Linked DNA regions of Homo sapiens: region 1 is linked to region 2. A link is an interaction called in ENCODE POLR2A ChIA-PET data of the cell type or tissue named here. Cell type or tissue: GM12878. All regions are shown on one strand. Links, peaks and the distances in the headings refer to the core of each region. The heading gives the core; the rest is flanking DNA. Region 1 overlaps ZFP64 (ZFP64 zinc finger protein). Region 2 overlaps LOC105372666 (a long non-coding RNA gene).

The links. Peaks named below come from ENCODE experiments on the same cell type or tissue, not always from the same donor. Only the 100,000 strongest peaks of a DNase experiment are listed, where the experiment ranks them.
Region 1: POLR2A ChIA-PET joins it to region 2 with 5 read pairs; 4 of 35 experiments call an interaction of 5 or more read pairs at or near these places.

Annotation. Positions count from the first base shown.
Region 1 is chr20:52,180,444-52,189,551 of GRCh38, reverse strand. It overlaps ZFP64 (ZFP64 zinc finger protein), which reads left to right. Exons shown (of 6, transcript NM_018197.3): 2 at 2,481-2,720. Among named protein-coding and RNA genes, the nearest start is that of ZFP64, 6.8 kb to the left of the region's middle. RefSeq lists an enhancer at 2,515-3,016. In GM12878, for the core only: no CTCF peak of the experiment used is centred there; no DNase peak of the experiment used is centred there.
Region 2 is chr20:52,397,148-52,406,255 of GRCh38, reverse strand. The region is part of intron 4 of LOC105372666 (a long non-coding RNA gene); the gene reads right to left. Among named protein-coding and RNA genes, the nearest start is that of ZFP64, 210 kb to the right of the region's middle. In GM12878, for the core only: no CTCF peak of the experiment used is centred there; a DNase peak (open chromatin) is centred at 3,078.

The sequences.
Region 1 (9,108 bases), core at 3,414-5,913, 220 kb after region 2:
GTGAGCTGAGATCGTGCCCTTGCACTCCAGCCTGGGCAACAAGAGCAAAACTCCATCTCAAAAAAAAAAAGGAAAAAAATTAGGAAAAGGATTAGTTTTACAATACTATGATCTGAATATTTACAATATTATGATCTTATGCAATTTTTTTTTTTTTTGAGATGAAGTCTCGCTGTCACCAGGCTGGAAGTTCAGTGGCATGATCTTGGCTCACTGCAACCTCCACGTCCCAGGTTCAAGCAATTCTCCTGCCTCAGCCTTCTGAGTAGCTGGGATTACTGGCACGTGCCACCACACCCAGCTAATTTTTGTATTTTTAGTAGAGACGGGGTTTCACCATGTTCGCCAGGATAGTCTTGATCTCTTGTTGTGATCCACCCATCTCGGCTTCCCAAAGTGCTGGGTTACAGGCGTGAGCCATCTTACGCAACTTTTAAGTGTAAAGAAAATGAATGGAAAAAAATATTTTATAATATTCATGGTAGGCAGAGATGGAAATATTGAGTGATTTTCCCCTTCTTTATAAGTTTCTTCTAAATTTTCTTATAAACACGAGTTATCTTTTTTTTTTTATGTGAGACGGAGTCTCGCTCTGTCGCCCAGGCTGGAGTGCAGTGGCACAATCTCAGCTCACTGCAACCTGCGCCTTCCGGGTTCAAGCAATTCTCTTGCCTCAGCCTCTCTAGTAGCTGGGATTACAGGTGTGTGCCACCACGCCGGGCTAATTTTTTTTGTTTATTTTTAGTAGAGATGGGGTTTCACCATGTTAGCCAGGATGGTCTCGCTCTCCTGACCTCATGATCTACCCGCTATGTCTTTATTGAACAAGTATTTATATAGTAGCTTCTAATACAGTGCCAAATACTACACTAAGTGCTTTCCAGGTATTAATATAGTATTAATTCTTGATATGATTAGTATCAAGAAATAATGTCGGCCGGGTGCGGTGGCTCACTCCTGTAATCCCAGGGAGGGATTTGGGAGGCTGAGGCGGGCAGATCACGAGGTCAGGAGATCGAGACCATCCTGGCTAACAGGTGAGACCTCATCTCTACTAAAAATACAAAAAATTAGTCGAGCGTAGTGGCGGGTGCCTGTAGTCCCAGCTACTTGGGAGGCTGGGGCAGGAGAATGGCGTGAACCCGGGAGGCAGAGCTTGCAGTGAGCCGAGATCGCACCACTGCACTCCAACCTGGGTGACAGAGCAAGACTCTGTCTCAAAAAAAAAAAAAAAAAAAAAAAAGAAAGAAAAAGAAATAATGTCCCTGCCAGTTAGGAATGAATTTTGGCTACAAGTAGCAGAAACCCAAATTATACTGGCCTAATGAAATCTGGAATTGATTGATTGCAGTGTTGAATCAGGGAAATCAGTGAAGTAAAGGGCAGAGCCCATAGGGATCTTGGCATTTTTCTCATAGTTACAAGATGGCTGCAGAAGCCCCACCATCACATTTGCATCCAAAGCCAGAAGAAAAGGGGCACATTGCTAGCCACATCTGCTCCCTTTTCATCACAAATGCCAAACTTTTCCCAGAAACTCCTCCAGCTGTGTGCTGGAGAAGTTCACAAGTATGTAGAGGACCAAGATTATTTAGACTATTGGTTCTCATAGTATGTGTTTTGGGTGAGTATGTTTGGAAATGTGCGGGAGGATCAGTTTTCACAATTACCTTTTAGTTGGGATAGGAGGTGGCTGCTGGTTCTGCAAAGTGCAGGACATCCCTTTTATCTTTGATAAAAGAACTTTCTTGCAAACAATGCCACTAGTGCCCCATGGGTAACAATGCAGCGTGAACCATCACATGGATGGTTGCTATACATTATTTCCAATTTTCCCCAAGTTAAATAATACAAGACTACCTTTGTGCATATGTGGTTGGATAAAATTATGCATCATAATTTTCTGAAAAAAAAAATTATTTTTTTTTTGAGACAGAGTTTCACTCTTGTCCCCCAGGCTGGAGTGCAATGGTGTGATCTCAGCTCACTGCAACCTCTGCCTGCTGGGTTCAAGTGATTCTCCTGCCTCAGCCTCCTGAGTAGCTAGGATTATAGGCACACACCACCATGCCCAGCTAATTTTTGTATTTTTAGTAGAGACGGGATTTCACCATGTTGGCCAGGCTGGTCTCGAACTCCTGACCTCAGGTGATCCGCCCGCCTCAGCCTCCCAAAGTGCCAGGATTACAGGCATGAGCCACCGCGCCTGGCCAATTTTCTGAAGATTTCTAAGATATTTACATTATGTCCAATTTTCCCCAAGTTTAACTAAGGCAAGAAATCTCTGTGTGGAAATATGATACCTTGCTGCTAGGGCACAATTAGGATGCAGTTCGCAGGAAGAGGAAGGTGGAGTGGATACTGGGCCACTACCCAGCCATGTCTGCCACCATGCCTTTTCTTCCTACCATGAATCTGGTCTGCATTACAATTCAAAGCTGTTTGGAATTAATCCGTTACTTTCCCTTTGTCCCATGGAGTTCCAGGTGGCACAACGGTGCTGGTGGAGCTGACTCCCGACATCCATATCTGCGGCATCTGCAAGCAGCAGTTTAACAACCTGGATGCCTTTGTAGCTCACAAGCAAAGTGGCTGCCAGCTGACAGGCACATCCGCAGCAGCCCCCAGCACGGTCCAGTTTGTATCGGAGGAAACAGTGCCTGCCACCCAGACTCAGACCACCACCAGAACCATCACCTCGGAGACCCAGACAATCACAGGTACAGCTGGAGCATGGGGGAGTCGGCCAGAATTGGCCTGGCTGTGTCTCAAACACGTCCATGGAACTTGTTAAAAATATAGATTCCCAGAGCCCACCCCCTAGGGTTGCTGATTCATTATTTTTAACAAGCTCCACCAGGAAGCCAGCTGCCCAGCCAGGTTTGGGAGCTGCTAGGTTAAAACATTAACTGTTAGCAGTTATAAATGTTGTCACGTTACAAAAAAAACAGACAAAAAAGAGATTTCTGAAACAAAAATCTATATACTATAGGAAAAAAAAAAGGCTGGCAGAAAATACGTTGCAATAAAAAAAAAAGTGGTTGTTTTGGGTGGTGGAAGTATGGGTACAATCCTTGAGTTTGCATTACTTGTGTAAAGGGCCAAAAAGCATGTTGTTGTTAAAAAAAAAAAATCTATAAACTGGCATTGGTATCTCCTCCCCCTTGTGCTGCTGATCAGGAAAACATCCCTGTTCTCTGTTGTGTACACTCATTCCACCAAAAATAAATTACAGATGGGTCAAAAATTTAAATGTGCATAAGAAAACCATAAAAGTTCTGGAGGAAATGTACCCACAAACACCTACACACACAGTTATACCCCTGTCTTAAGGGGCAGGAAGATAACTTTAAAATTATGAAGTAGCCCATTTATGGGATAGTACTGGATCCTGTAGGGAAACAGAGAATGTATTCCTTAGCTAAAGGCATTTGATTCTAAAAAATATATTAATATGCCTACCAAAGGAGGCAGGTTGTGGACCACCCCCTCCAAGAAAAAGAATCATATATGTGATTGCAAATGAAGTTTTACTTTTTCCGAAGTAAAATGCAAAATCTAAAGACAATCAACTTGGGGAAAAATTTGTGGCATATATGATTAAGGCCTAAATCCCTCTTATACAAAGAACTGCTAAAACCAGTAAAAGGAGATAAAAAGTGCAAAGTGGAGCCTGGACACGGTGGCTCATGCCTGTAATCCCAGCACTTTGGGAGGCTAAGGCGGGTGGATCACCTGAGGTCAGGAGTTCTACACCAGCCTGGTCAACATGGTAAAACCCTGTCTCTACTAAAAATACAAAAATTAGCCGGGCGTGGTGGCAGGCGCCTGTAATCCCAGCTACTCGGGGGACCAAGGCAGGAGAATCGCTTGAACCCAGGAGGCAGAGGTTGCATTGAGCCGAGATCGTGCCATCGCACTCCAGCCTTGGGGACAAGAGCCAGACTTCGTCTCAAAAAAAAAAAAAAAAAAGTGCAAAGTGGAAAGGTCAGTGGATGATTTACAGGGGAGGTTTGGTCACCTTAGTAATTACAAAAATGTAAATCAAAACAAGGCTTGAGGAAGGACACTGATTTCATTTTCTGGGGATATAAATTCTTATAACCAGGGCAATTTTGTGATAGCTTTCAAATCTTAAATTTAAAATTTCTTAGTTTTAAAATATACATAAAGACATTTATCCAATAAGTCTACAGCTAGGTATTCATTCTATAAAACTTCATGAACAGGCCAGGCACGGTGGCTCATGCCTGTAATCCCAGCACTTTCGGAGGCCGAGGCGGGTGGATCACCTGAAGTGAGGAGTTCATGACCAGCCTTGCCAATATGGCAAAACACCTTCTCTATGAAAAATACGAAAACTAGCCCAGCGTGGTGTCACGTGCCTGTAATCCCAGCTACTCGGAAGGCTAAGGCAGGAGAATTGCTTGGACCTGGGAGGCAGAGGTTGCAGTGAGCTGAGATCGTGCCACTGCACTCCAGCCTGGGCAACAGAGTGAGACTCTGTCTCAAAAAAATAAAAATAAAAAACTTCATAAACAAATGTACAAGGATATTCATTTACAGCATGTACTATAGAGAAAGTGGAGCCTTTGTATGTATACGTCAAGAGAGAGTTAGGTATGGCCAGGTGCAGTGGCTCACACCTGTAATCCCAGCCCTTTGTGAGGGCAAGGCTGGAGGATCACTTGAGGCCAGGAGTTCAAGACCAGCCTCGTCAACATAGCAAGACCCCACCTCTACATTAAATTTTAAAAATTAGCCAGGCGTGATAGCACACACTTGTAGTCCTAGCTGCTCAGGAGGCTAAGGCAGGAGGCTCGCCTGAGCCCAGGAGTTTGAGGCTGCAGTGAGCTATGATCGTACCACTGCACTCCAGCCTGGGTGACAAATGAGACCCTGTTTCTTAAATAAAATAAAAAAGAGGGATTTAAACAAATAAATATCAAAGATTCCAACAATGGAATATGACTTAGCTTTGGAAAGGAGGAAAGTTGGATCTGTGTGTAGTCACAGAAAGATTCTCAAGGTAAGTATAAAAAAAATACATATGCCTACATATTATATGGTCTTATATTCCAGGGAAGTTTCTAGAACAGGGATGGGGCGGTAATGTAAATGAGAGAAGTTATCTTTGGGGGAGGTGTTAGAGAGTGGTGGGGACTGTGGTGAAGTAGAGAAATCACACATGCCTCATCCAAAAGTGCAGCTGTTCTTTGGATCCAGCCAGTTAGATATTTCAGTTTTTCAGAGAAGCTGAAAATGTGAAATTTTCCAAATATAAAACTTTGTTGCCAAACAATACATCTCTGAGCCTGACTGAGTCCATAAGTTTCTTCTAGCTTATTCTCAGAGAATGTTTACCCAATAGTCTGGAGCTGAAGAGTGAGGAGCATCAGACGTCAGGGCCAGGCGCAGTGGCTCACACCTGTAGTCCCAGCACTTTGGGAGACCGAGGCGGATCACTTGAGGTCAGGATTTCAAGACCAGCCTGGCCAACATGGTGAAACTCATCTCTAGTAAAAATACAAAAATTGGCCAGGCATGGTGTCACTCGCCTATAGTCCGTGCTACTTTGGAGGCCAAGGCACGAGAATCTCTTAAACCCAGGAGGCAGAGGCTGCAGTGAGAGTGCCACTGCACTCCCCACTGGGCAACAGAGTGAGTGAGATTCCATTTCAAAAAATAAAAAGGAAACCAACTTTCCCCTTATGAGGTATCTACTAGGGTGATGTTTGAATTTTTTTGGCAATAAGCAAAGTTTTGTGGGTTTTTTTCTTAATGCATCCAAAATAATGTTTCTACTGAGTTTTTTAAACAGTAGACATTTTGAAATACAATAAAACTGATCCCCTCACAAACCTTAACAAAAGTATGTTGAGATCTTCCCACTGTCTCCTGAGTTTATCTTCATTCCCATCTTAAAGGAAGTCACCAAGAAAAGGTGAAAACCAGAAAACCCTTAAAAGTGGGCCTGGTAGGACCTAATTATTTTGCACCAGGACCAAGCAAAGTTGCCTTTGGGGAAGGGACATGGCCAAGGTCCCATCGGAACTTCAGGACAGTCCTGGGACATGTGTTTTGCCCCTTATCGTAGTGGTCTTCTTCATGAGGACAGTGTTTCCTTTCTTGTCCTCGAAAACCAAAATCCCAGAACCTCTCACAGTGGATGGGAGCCATATAAAAATGGATGCCCTGCGTGTGGGAGGCTTCCAGGCCCACACTTTTTACTTGGGGCCATTGCTTCTTTCTGGGCTCTGAGCCTTCGTGGATGCTTTTTCCTTTGCCTGAAATACCTTTCCCACCTTGGCCTGGCTGATGCCAACTCAACCTCAAGGCCTTAAGTTTCATGACAATCTTCACAAAAAAGGGTCTGCATTCTTCCTGGGGACAATCCCCTTCTCTCCCCTCTATATTGCAGCAGCCATGATGAACTCCTTTCTGTTTCTGGAATGAGCCACATTTCCTCCAGGCTCAGACCTTGCCTGCATTGTTCCTTCTGCCTGGAACTGCCTTAATTCTTATGTCAGAGCTGGACTTAAAGGCATTTTCTCAAAGACCCCTTCCCTGCACGTCTCACTCTTTTCCCAGATCAGGTCATGTCCCATATTTAAATGATTAATAGAGGAATGACTTTAAGGTGTATCTCCATCACTGACCTGTAAGCCCCTCTCCTGTTCACCACTGGATCCCAGCACCAAGGCACTTATTATTTCTTGGGTGTGAACACTGCTCACATCTCATATGCATCAGTAAAGCTGACCTCACAACCAAATAGCGGCTCCCTTTTTTGTCCTCCTAGTTTTTTTGCTTGTTTCTTTGTTTTGTTTTTTGAGACAGAGTCTTGCTCTGTTGCTCAGGCTGGAGTTCAGTAGTGCAGTCATGGCTCACTGCAGCCTTGATCTTCTGTGCTCAAGCAATCCTCCCACCTCAGCCTCCCAAGTAGCTGGGACTACAGGCCTGCGCCACCATATCCAGCCAATTTTTAAATTATTTATAGAGATAGGGTTTTGCTATGTTGCACAGGCTGGTCTTGAACTCCTGGGCTGAAATGATCCTCCCATCTTGGGCTCCCAAAGTGCTGGGATTACAGGCATGAGCCACTGCACCCAGCACTTCTATTTCTTTGTTCAAAGAAGTTCACCCTCCTCTTAGCATTTACACGGCCCTGCGACCATTGGATCTTGCCATGCCGGAGTTTTGTTGACTGTCCTGAATGCTCAGGCCAGTCCTGGAGTCCTGTTTGTGCCTGGCACACAGAGCCCTCCCCTGCACAGTGCTGAAGGGAGCCACAAGCTCAGAGATAGACTGCTGGACTCGCATCCCAATCCACCACCTAACAGCCCTAGGCTGTGAGCAAATCATTTACTCTCCCTCTCACTAAACAGTCCCCATCTGTAAAAAGAGGTTATAATACCTAATCATCATTGCGTTATTGTGAGAATTCTGCGATAATCCACATAAAGGGCCTGAGATGGAGAAATTGGGTTCAATGAGCGATCGCTTTTATTAATGTAGAGTCTAATAAACAGGTGGCGAAAGGATGGTGAGATCTGCAGCTTGCGTTGTCTCCGTCTGACTCAGCTGCTCCTCCTGATGGTTCCTGCCTCTGTGCCAACTAAACAAGCAGAATTCTGCTTTCTTTTCTTTTTTACACTTATTAGATTGGTTTTCTGGGTGCAATTCCTCCTATTGTGCTTCAAGTTTCCATTGACTGGCAGTTCCCAGACCTGCCTATGGACCAAGATCCCCTGGGAGCTTGTTAAGGATACCGGTGCCCGGGCTCCACCTCCTGAATCTGAATGTCTGGAGCCGAGGCTCAGGTATCTGTATTTTTAACAAGCTCCTGGGGGATTCCGGATCTCAGCCAGGTTGGAGAATTATTCACTGCTCAAGACCACAGTCCAACCCCCCAAATGGTGGATTTCTGCAGATATCCTCATCTGGACATTTTCCAGACTTGTTTGTCCTTGCTTAAGCCAAACCGTTTCTCGCTCTTCTCCTATGTCTCCTCTGCCTGATAATACTTGGGTTTAAAGTAAAATTTATTATCTGCCTACTAGCTTTGAAAGCTGCCCGTTGTCTGGCATGTGACTTAAGGACTTTCATATGGGAGCTGTAAAATTACATGTGGATGCTCATGGAAATATATCCCATGTGCATTTTCTAAGTTCATGGCTTCAAATCACCGGGCTTTGGAGTCAGGTCCCTGAGTTTGAATCTTGGCTGCGTAAGGCCTCAGGAACCCCATGACCATGGCAAATTACATTACATTCATTTCAAAGTGAGGATAAAAATAAACAGAGAGGGGGCTGGGTGTGGTGGCTCGTGCCTGTAATCCCAACACTTTGGGAGGCTGAAGTGGGTGGATCACAAGGTCAGGAGTTCGAGACCAGCCTGGCCAATGTGGTGAAACCCCCATCTCTACTAAAAATACAAAAATTAGCCGGGCATGGTGGCAGGTGCCTGTAATCCCAGGTACTCGGGAGGCTGAGGCAGGAGAATCGCTTGAACCTGGGAGGTGGAGGTTGCAGTGAGCAGAGACTGCAGTGAGTGGAGATCGTGCCATTGCATTCCAGCCTGGGCGACAGAGCGAGAGTCCATCTCAAAAATAAATAAAAATAAAAAAATAAACAGGGGACAGGGTTTGGTAATGAAGAGTCTGGGGTCCTGAGACAGACTGCTTGGGTTCATATCCTGGCTGTACCACTTGCTGACCATGTGACCTTGGGCAGGTTACTTACACTGTGTTTCCATTTCCACAATAGTAAAATGAAAGTGATGATAGAACTCATCTCTGATGGTTCCAGCCAGGCTTCAGTGGGCTCCTACATGGAAGCCATTTCGAGCTGTCACTGTTAGCTCTCATTACATAATCAGGGGGCTGTGAAAGTAAACAAAACAGCCCATGGATTGTTAGCACAGAGCTCATAGCAAGCCCTCAGTCAATATTCATTGAATTGATCACTTGACCAAGATTGATTTTTTTTTTTTTTTTTTTTTTGCCATTTCTGGTTAATTCCTACTCTTTAAGTCCCAGGTTAAAAGTCACCTCCACCTAGAAGCCAGCTCTGATTTCCCCTTCTCCCTACTCCCACAATTAGGTTT
Region 2 (9,108 bases), core at 2,127-4,626:
CAAAAGAACAGAACATAAGTGTTGGCGATGTTGCAGAGAAACTGAAACCCTTGTGCATTGTGAGTGGAAATGGAAAATGGTGTAGTCATCATGGAGAACAGTAAAGAGGTTCCTCAAAAAATTAAAAACAGAATTACCATATGATCCAGTAATCCCACTTCTGGTGATATACTCAAAAGAATTCAAAACAGGATCTTGAAAAGATATTTGTACACCCATGTTCACTGCAGCAGTATTCACAATAGCCAAGAAATGGAAGCAACCCAAATGTCCATCAATAGATGAATAAAGAAAATGTGCTATATACATACAATGGAATATTATGCAACCTTAAATATGAAGGAAATCCAGTCACATGCTGCAACATGGATGAAACTCAAGGACATTATTCTAAATGAAATCCCAGTCACAAAAGGACAAATGCTACATGATTCCACTGATATGAAATATTTAAAGCAGTCAAAATCATAGAACCAGAAAGTAGAAAAGTAGTTGCCAAGGGCTAGGGGAGGGGAAGGGGAAGTAGTGGTTAATGTGTATAGAGTTTCAGTTTTGCAAAATGAAAAGCTCTAAAAATCCATTGCATAACAATGTTAATACATTTAACACTATCGAGTATAGATAAAATTACATAATGTCTGAGATTTGCTGCAAAATAAGCCAATGTTTTGCAATTCAGATCAACAAACAGTACTTGAGCTTATGCTAAGTAGAATTTTGCAAACTGAGAATCATGACTCATTAGTAGGTAAACTGATTTGGTGAACTGTGACCAGAACATTTTTAATGACAAATAGAATAGAAAATATGAGTGCATGACATCCTGTCATGGCAAATTTTATTCCATGAAACTTTTGTTTTGTGTGTGTGTGTGTGTGTGTGTGTGTGTGTGTGTGTTGAACACATATAATACATCATGATGTAAAATTGTTTCTTACTGTGGGTTGCAGTTAATAAAGACTGAAGATCACAATTGAAAGCAAAGTCCTAATCACTGATGGGCACATCAGAGACAAGAAAAAATAAGACATAGTTCACGTTTTCTAGAAGAGACAGACATGAATAGATATACAGTATGGAATTCTAAGAGCTCTGCTAACTGAGAGCCAAGAACTGTGAGAAGACAATGGAGCTATTGACTAACTTTAGCCTGGGCTTCACAGGAAAGATAATACATGAAATGAGTGTTGAAAGATGAAAAGGATGAAAAAGAGTGAAAAAGCTATCTCTCAGAGGTGGAATAAAGTAGCACAGAGGTCTAAACACATACATGGTATATTTGGGCAAAAGAAAGCAATTTAGTGAGGCTAGGAGCCTATCGATTTGGGGTCTGTAAGCTCAATGTGGTAACCAAGGATGGGAAGAAGTTGATGATACTGAGGAAATGCCCTTAATTTGAGAGGTTACAAATACGTCATTTCTCCTTTGATGATCTCCACCGTTGATAATCTCTTCACCATCTTATTTGCCTAATCTACAATTGCACATCAAAGTCAAAGAATTTCCACTTTGAATCCTCTGATACAGCAATTTCACCCCTGGGATGCATACAAGGAATCATACTGAATGGGCACAATTACTTAACTATAAACGTTCATTTACAACATTACACTAAATGGCAAAATACTGAAAAGAACCAAATGTTTAATGACAGATATTGGGTAAATAAAATTATGGCCCATCTATAATACACATTCAATTTTAAAATTTGATAAAAAAGAATATTTTAACCTGGAAACATGTTCACAATATATTGCTAAGTTAAAGATACAGCATGCTAAAAAAGATGTACAAACAATTCCTGTTTCACAGAAGAAAATAAAAATAATCCTAAAAAAAGACTCTCTATACTTCCAAATGATTTATTTGTATGATGGAATTATAGGAGATTTTTACTTTTGTCCTTGTTCTTTTCTCTCAATTCCATGAATAAAATTTTCTTCCATATACAAAAAGACTTAAAACATTTTTAAAACAGCAAAATCATTACAAAATAGAAAGTAACCTAGAAGTATGTTCTCTATTATTAATCAGAAAAGGCAAGTGAAAAATAGTATTACATTATGGTATTTTTCAAGAGCTAGAGATTAGGTCGATTATTTTTCTTCTTTTTACTAATCAAAATTTTGTATATTTTCCACAGAAAATATATTCTTTTATTATTTTATTATTTTAAAAATAATTGCTTCTTTAATTCTAACAAGGAATCTTTGTCTCCTTAGAGCTTTAGGGAAGGGAGTTGTTATGGTCTATACCCCAAAATCAATCACTTGTGTTTAAATCAGCTTATGTGGATATTGTCTTACAAATTCAAACACATTCTGAGACTAATTTAAGACTTACAAAAACACTGATTAAAAAAAAAGCTAACACTGAATTTAAAAATAAAGCAAGAAGACTTTTTTAGAGTCTATTATTAAATCTTCAACCTAATGATCATGATTTTCCTCATTTTATTTTTAAAATCCATCACTCAAGATTGTTCATTGCATAAAAGGAGAAAAAAAGTGTGCAAAATGGTAGAATGATCAAATCATTCTAACTAGGATATGAGTTTCTTTTAAGACTGGGTCCAATGATAGAATTCTCAAAGATAAAAGCTCACTGGCATAGCTCTCAGAAAACACAAGGCATACACGTTACTTTTTCTACCAGTGACCGATGTGGTGCTCAATATTTCAGTACTGCAGTATTTTTCAGCACAAATTTGGGTAATTACATAATCGAGCTTCCTTAGCCCTTCTACTGCCTCTTCAGCTGTTACCTTTCCCCTGGCTTCTTATTTTTTTCCTAAAAACAGACACAAGTATCTCCTAGAGCAGAGCTTCTCAACTTTGCCTGAACATTGCAGTCACTTTTAAAATTCCTGATGCCCAGGCTGCACTCCAGACCAATGTAATCACGATCCGTGGGAATGGGATGCAGACCGGAATGTTATGAAAAACCCTTGGGCTATTCCAATGTACAACCTGGTTTGAGAATCACTGTCTTCACTGATCCTATTTCTTCCTTTGGTTTCTATCTGAAATTTCTCTTCCTTTCTTCAACTGCACATCTTGGCTTTCAGTTTCCATTTTCTCACCATTCATTCTCACACCTGTGATGAGCTGATTGTGTCCTACGTACGTTGGGTTACACTGTAAAAACTAAAGTTGACTGCTTAAGCAGTGTTATCACTTAGGACTTCTTTGGTTGCAAATAACAGAAACTCAACCCAACTGGCTTCAATATAATGGGAATTTATTGCTTCATATTACTGCAAAGTCCAGAAGTAGGAACTTCAGGCATGATTTGATCAAGACATAAATAATGGTACCAAGTGCCGATACCTCTCTCTCTACCTTTAGATGGAGAGAGAATGAGCTTAGAATGAGCTGCAAAAGGAAAGGTCTGCCGTGGGGCTCCACTCTGAGGCAAGGTCTCTTCTCGTGACTACAAGATGACTACAGCCGCGCATGTCCTCACAAGTGCATAGCTGAGGGAATAACAAAGTCCCTTTCCCAGAAGTATCCAGATAGGCTTTATCACACCATAATTCATTGTCTCTGATCAGGACCAGATGCCCATGTTTACAGCAATTGTGGCCAGAGGAGTGTGATGATCTGAGAGACCTGAACCAAGTTGCATGCATGTGGCAACGTGTTGAAACTCCATCTCTACAAAAAAAAACTTTTTTTAATTAGCCAGGAATGATGGTGCATGCCTGTGGTCCCAGTTACTCAAGAGGCTGAGGCAGGAGGATTGCTTGAGCTCAGGAGGTTAAGGCTGCAGTGAGTTATGAACACACCACTGCACTCCAGCCTGGGTGACAGAGCAAGACCCTGTCCCCTCCACCAAAAAAAGAAAAAAAGAAAATAAAAGCAATGTGAACTGAAGGTGGTTCCCCAAAGAAAAATCAAAGTATAGTTACAATAATTAAGGGGAGACAATGAGTGGATGTTGGTTTGAAAATATTACAGAAAGACATGCTGATAGGGTATGATGCTTCTGAAGAGAACTAAAAAAGTAGGATTGCTCAGGAAAAACCAGCATACAGAGCTTTAGAGGAAAGACTTCAATGAAAGACACATAAGTGTTTAATAGAGGCAGACTGCTTTGAGAAACAGGGAAAAGTTAGACCAGATATAGTTAAAAGCTGATTGCAAATAGCAACTAAAACATTGCTCCTAATTATTATTATTAATTTTTTTTTTTTTGAGATGGAGTCTCACTCTGTCACCCAGGCTGGAGTGCAGTGGTGCAATTTCGGCTCACTGCAACCTCCGCCTCCTGGGTCCAAGTGATTCTCCTGCCTCAGCCTCCCAAGCAGCTGTGATTACAGGTGCACACCACCACACTTGGCTAATTTTTGTATTTTTTAGTAGAGATGGGGGTTTCACCATGTTGGCTAGGCTGGTCTCGAACTCCTGACCTCAAATGATCTGCCCGCTTCAGCCTCCTAAAATGCTGGGATTACAGGTGTGAGCCACCACACCCAGCCTGTTTGTAATTCATAGTGAAGAAGTATTCTTGGGTACTTGAATACTAGCCCATAAAGTATTTATCAGCTTAGAATGAGCTGCAAAAGGAAAGGTCAAAACATGAGAAACTCCATAACAAACCTGGCAATATGCCTGGGGGGTAATATTATCCTTGCTTTTCAGACTTAGAAATTATTTCTGTTTTTTATCATGGCCATATTTGGTGCTACATGGATTTTCTAGTACTATTTTAAAATTAACTTCTTCAGTTTTATCATAAAAGTAAACAGTTGTGTAAAACTCTTTGAGTTTGGAAGGTTAAAGCTTGAAATGTTTAGTTTTCCATCATCAATTTGGCAATGCTTGTTTTCTGGAGAGAAAAATCAGGCTCACAGACACTCATGGTGGCAGGCTTCTATACAGAAGCTAAAGCATTCCTTAGAAGAGTTCCTAAGCCCTCTGATCATGTCTGCAACTTGAAAGTCACAACAATCCCCATGGTTTTCACTGTCACCTCCATTTGCATAATTTGTGCATCTACATTCTAGCCTTTCTGTTTTTCCTCAAGTTAATTTCAACAAAGATGAGATCCTTCTATGTAGAAGGAATCAGACATCCACTGGAGACAGGCTCCAGCATTTAAAGAGCTCATGTTTCAACAGGGAGACAGACAAACAGAACATCCCATTATGTACAAGGGAAAAGCACAGACCATTCTAGATTCATTCATTCACCCCACAAATATTTATTGAGCACCTGTTAGAAACCAGGTACTATCCTAGGGACTGGGGATGCAACAGTGAGTAAGACTCATCAGTCCCTATCCTCATGGAGCCTACTGAAGAGAAGCAGACATTTTTTTAAAAAAGCAAACAAATAAGTAAGATAATTTTGGATAGTAATAAGTAAGTAGTAAGAAAGAAAGAAGCTGCTTGGCATAGTCTAGACCAACTTGAGAGGATGATACACTTCTTTACATACAATGCTCAGGAAAGATGTAATAGTCAGAATTGCCAGGTTATCCTGTGGTAACAAACAACCCCCTGGTATGAGAGGCTGAAAACAGCAAAGGTTGGTCTTTCCTTCACGCTACATGCCCATCCGAAGTTGTTAGGGAAACTCTACTCATTGTAGTCACTCCAGACTATCGCAGTTTTGTACTCTGCAAATTATTTTATCTGGAACTACATTTCTTAGAGCTTTTTTGTGTGTGTAGTTGCAGATTACAGCTGGCCACAGGGAAACATGTGAAATCTAGACAGCAGATGTGAGGAACCCACTGAGTGTTCTTATTCAGCATTTTTAGGGTCCTGAACCAGATGCACCTGCAGCGCCACGGCACTGGAGACCAGCTCCTTCTGCAGGTCACCAGCATCACTGAGCGTGGAGGTGGTGAGAGACAGACATGGATTCCAGGCCATCCTCAGAGCATCCAATTATCTCTGTTCTTCCCCACTTTACATCCAGCTTTTCTTCATGCACCTACAACAAACTTCAGGCCCAAACCCGTTCACAGAGGCAACCATCTTCCAGAGATGTCTTGACCAACTTCCACAACTGTGTAAGCTCTAATCCCTCTAATAAATCCCTTACTCCACATGACTCAACTGGTTCTACTTCCCAGATCAAACTCTTAACTGATACAGCGACCCAGGCTGGCACAGTAGCTATTACAGGACCTCACAGTATTGTCCTGAGGCAGAAGCAAAAAAACTCTGGAGGGTCTCACACAAGCAGTTAAATGCTCTAACCTGAAACTAATACATGTCACTTGCACTCAGCACGCATTGGCCAGAAGCAGACATCCAGCCCCACCCGGACACAAGGGAGCCAGCAAGGTCTACCCCATCGTATGCCCAGACAATGCAGAAAAGAAGCATGGTGAGCGGCACTGACAACCCCCATAAAAAGCCTCTCCAATAAGAGAAGGTTTGAGTGAAGGATGTGCAGAGACCAGGCATTTGCGAGGCTAACAGGGAAGCATTCCAGTCAGAGGGAAAAGCAAGTACAAAGACCCTGGCACAGAGATGAACTTGGCCTCTTTTGGGAGCAGAAAGAAAGCCAGTGAGGCTAGAACAGAGTGGAAGAGGCTGATGGTGACTCGGGATCTTCAAGGTGAAACTGGAAGTTGCTGAAGGATTTCAGAGCAAGGAAGTAATACCATGTGATTGGAAGTTTAAGAAGATGATTCTAGCTGTAGTGCACAGACAAGGCAGGAGGGCCCAACAACATCAAAGCTGAGGAAAACACAGGAAGCTCTTACTGTGATCTGGCTAACACAGGAGGGCAGCTTGAAGATGAGCTGTAGCCATGGAGATAGATCCAGAGGATGTTTCACTCCCCGAAAAAATCCAAGGGCTGTGACTCTCCATCTCCTTCCCAAATCCCCTCTCAAATTCCTTTCTTCTTCTTTTTTTTAATTTCCATAGGTTTTGGGGGAACAGGTGGTGTTTGGTTACATGAGTAAGTTCTTTAGTGGTGATTTGTGGGATTATAGTGCACCCATCACCTGAGCAGTGTACGCTGAACCTAATTTGTAGCCTTTTATCCCTCACCCCCTCCTGCCCTTTTCCCCGAGTCCCCAAAGTCCATTGTATCATTCTTATGCCTCTGCATCCTCATAGCTTAGCTTCCACTTATGAGTGAGAACACACGATGTTTGGTTTTCCATTCCTGAGTTACTTCGCCTAGAATAATAGTCTCCAATCCCATCCAGGTTGCTGTGAATGCCATTAATTCCCTTTTATGGCTGAGTAGTACTCCATCATGTATATATACCACAGTTTTTTTACCCACTCGTTGTTTGATAGGCATTTGGGCTGGTTCCATATTTTTGCAATTGCAAATTGTGCTGCTATAAACATGCACATGCAAGTATCTTTTTCATATAACGATTTCTTTTCCTCTGGGTAGAGACCCAGGAGTGGGATTGCTGGATCAAATGGTAGGTCTACTTTTAGTTCTTTAAAGAATCTCCACACTGTTTTCCATAGTGGTTGTACTAGTTTACATTCCCACCAGCAGTGTAGAAGTGTTCCCTTTTTACCACATCCATGCCAACATCTTTTTTTTTTTATTTTTTATTATGGCCATTCTTGGGGGGATAAGATGGTATTACGTTGTGGTTTTGATCAAATTCCTTTCTTCTGTTAATGGAGACATCCACTGGCCACATCACAGGTCAGAGCCCTCAAATCACCTTCGACTGCTTAGTTTTGATGGTCAACACTGGTATGTCTCCATACTCCATACTCCATACCACTCCATACTCCATACTGCTGCTTTTATCATTCCTGTGCACGCTTCCCCCAGCTTATAGGTGCTTCTGCTGCTAGGCTGTCACCTGCTACTCTCTCTCTGTAAGACTGCTCTCTGACTACAGAAAGCTGGAAGCCCTGGAAGTTCGTACCTCACATGGAAGCCCTTGGCCAGTGACTGGCTGGTGCAGGGGTAGGAAAGCCCAGCTCCCTTGGCTCAAGCTGGGATCGACTTGGAGGTATCACTTCCATTTGAGAGTTTCTCTGCAGGATTAGGCTTAAGCTACTCTCTGGGAACTTTGCCTAAAATCATACCTTTGCTTGGCCTCCTCCCCCTCCCTGTCTGCTTCACTCACTTGTTGTTGTGTTGTTGTTGTTGTTGTTGTTGTTGTTATTGTTTAGAGAAAGAGTCTCACTCTGTTGCCTAGGCTGGAGTGCAATAGCACCATCATCGCTCACTGCAGCTTTGAATTCCTGGACTGAAGCAATCCTTCAGCCTCAGCCTACAGGTGTGTGCCACCGTTTCCAGCTAACTTTTTAAATTTTTTGTAGAGGCAGTGTCTCGCTACGTTGCCCAAACTGGTCTTGAACTCCTGGGCTCAAGCAATCCTTCCACCTCAGCCTCCCAAAGTGCCAGGATTACAGGAATGAACCACCACACCTGGCTGACATTTTACTGGTTTCTCCTGGAGTCACATCCCTAATAAGTTACCTGTACATGAACCCTTGTCTCAGAGTTCTGCCTTGACAGAGCTGGAACCAATGCATGTCCCGTATATAATCACAAGGTTCTCTAAGTCTCTGTTTTCTAATTCCAGCACTCTAGGTTACATACGTATGTTTTATTTTATAGTTTGCTGCAACAGAATTCTAACTCGGTTTACTTTTATTTAATTCATTTATTCAGCAAATAGTATTGTCTGTCTACTATATTCTAAGATCTTGATTTAAATTCATTTTCCATTAATTTGTCCTGAAACACCATTTTCATGAGGTCACCTCAGTGATCGAAACCTTTTAGTGTCTCTCAGTCACCTAAAGAAGTTTTTCTTTAGGCCTGAGGAGTTTCTCTTATTAAAGGGGTTAAAAGATATATATATGTGTGTGTGTGTGCATATATGTATATGTGTGTGTGTATATGTGTGAATATATACATGTGTATATACACACACACACACACACACACACGTATATTTTATGGACCCTCAATGTAATGTTAAAAATTCATTATAATTTAATTTCAATATGTATAAATATAAAACTAGTCATAAACTCTTTATTCTGACAGCTTTGATATAACTACAAATCTAGAATAAATTTTTAAATTATATTCAAGCACAACTAGAGAACCAATAAAATTTAAATTCCCAACATTAATTTAATGTGACATG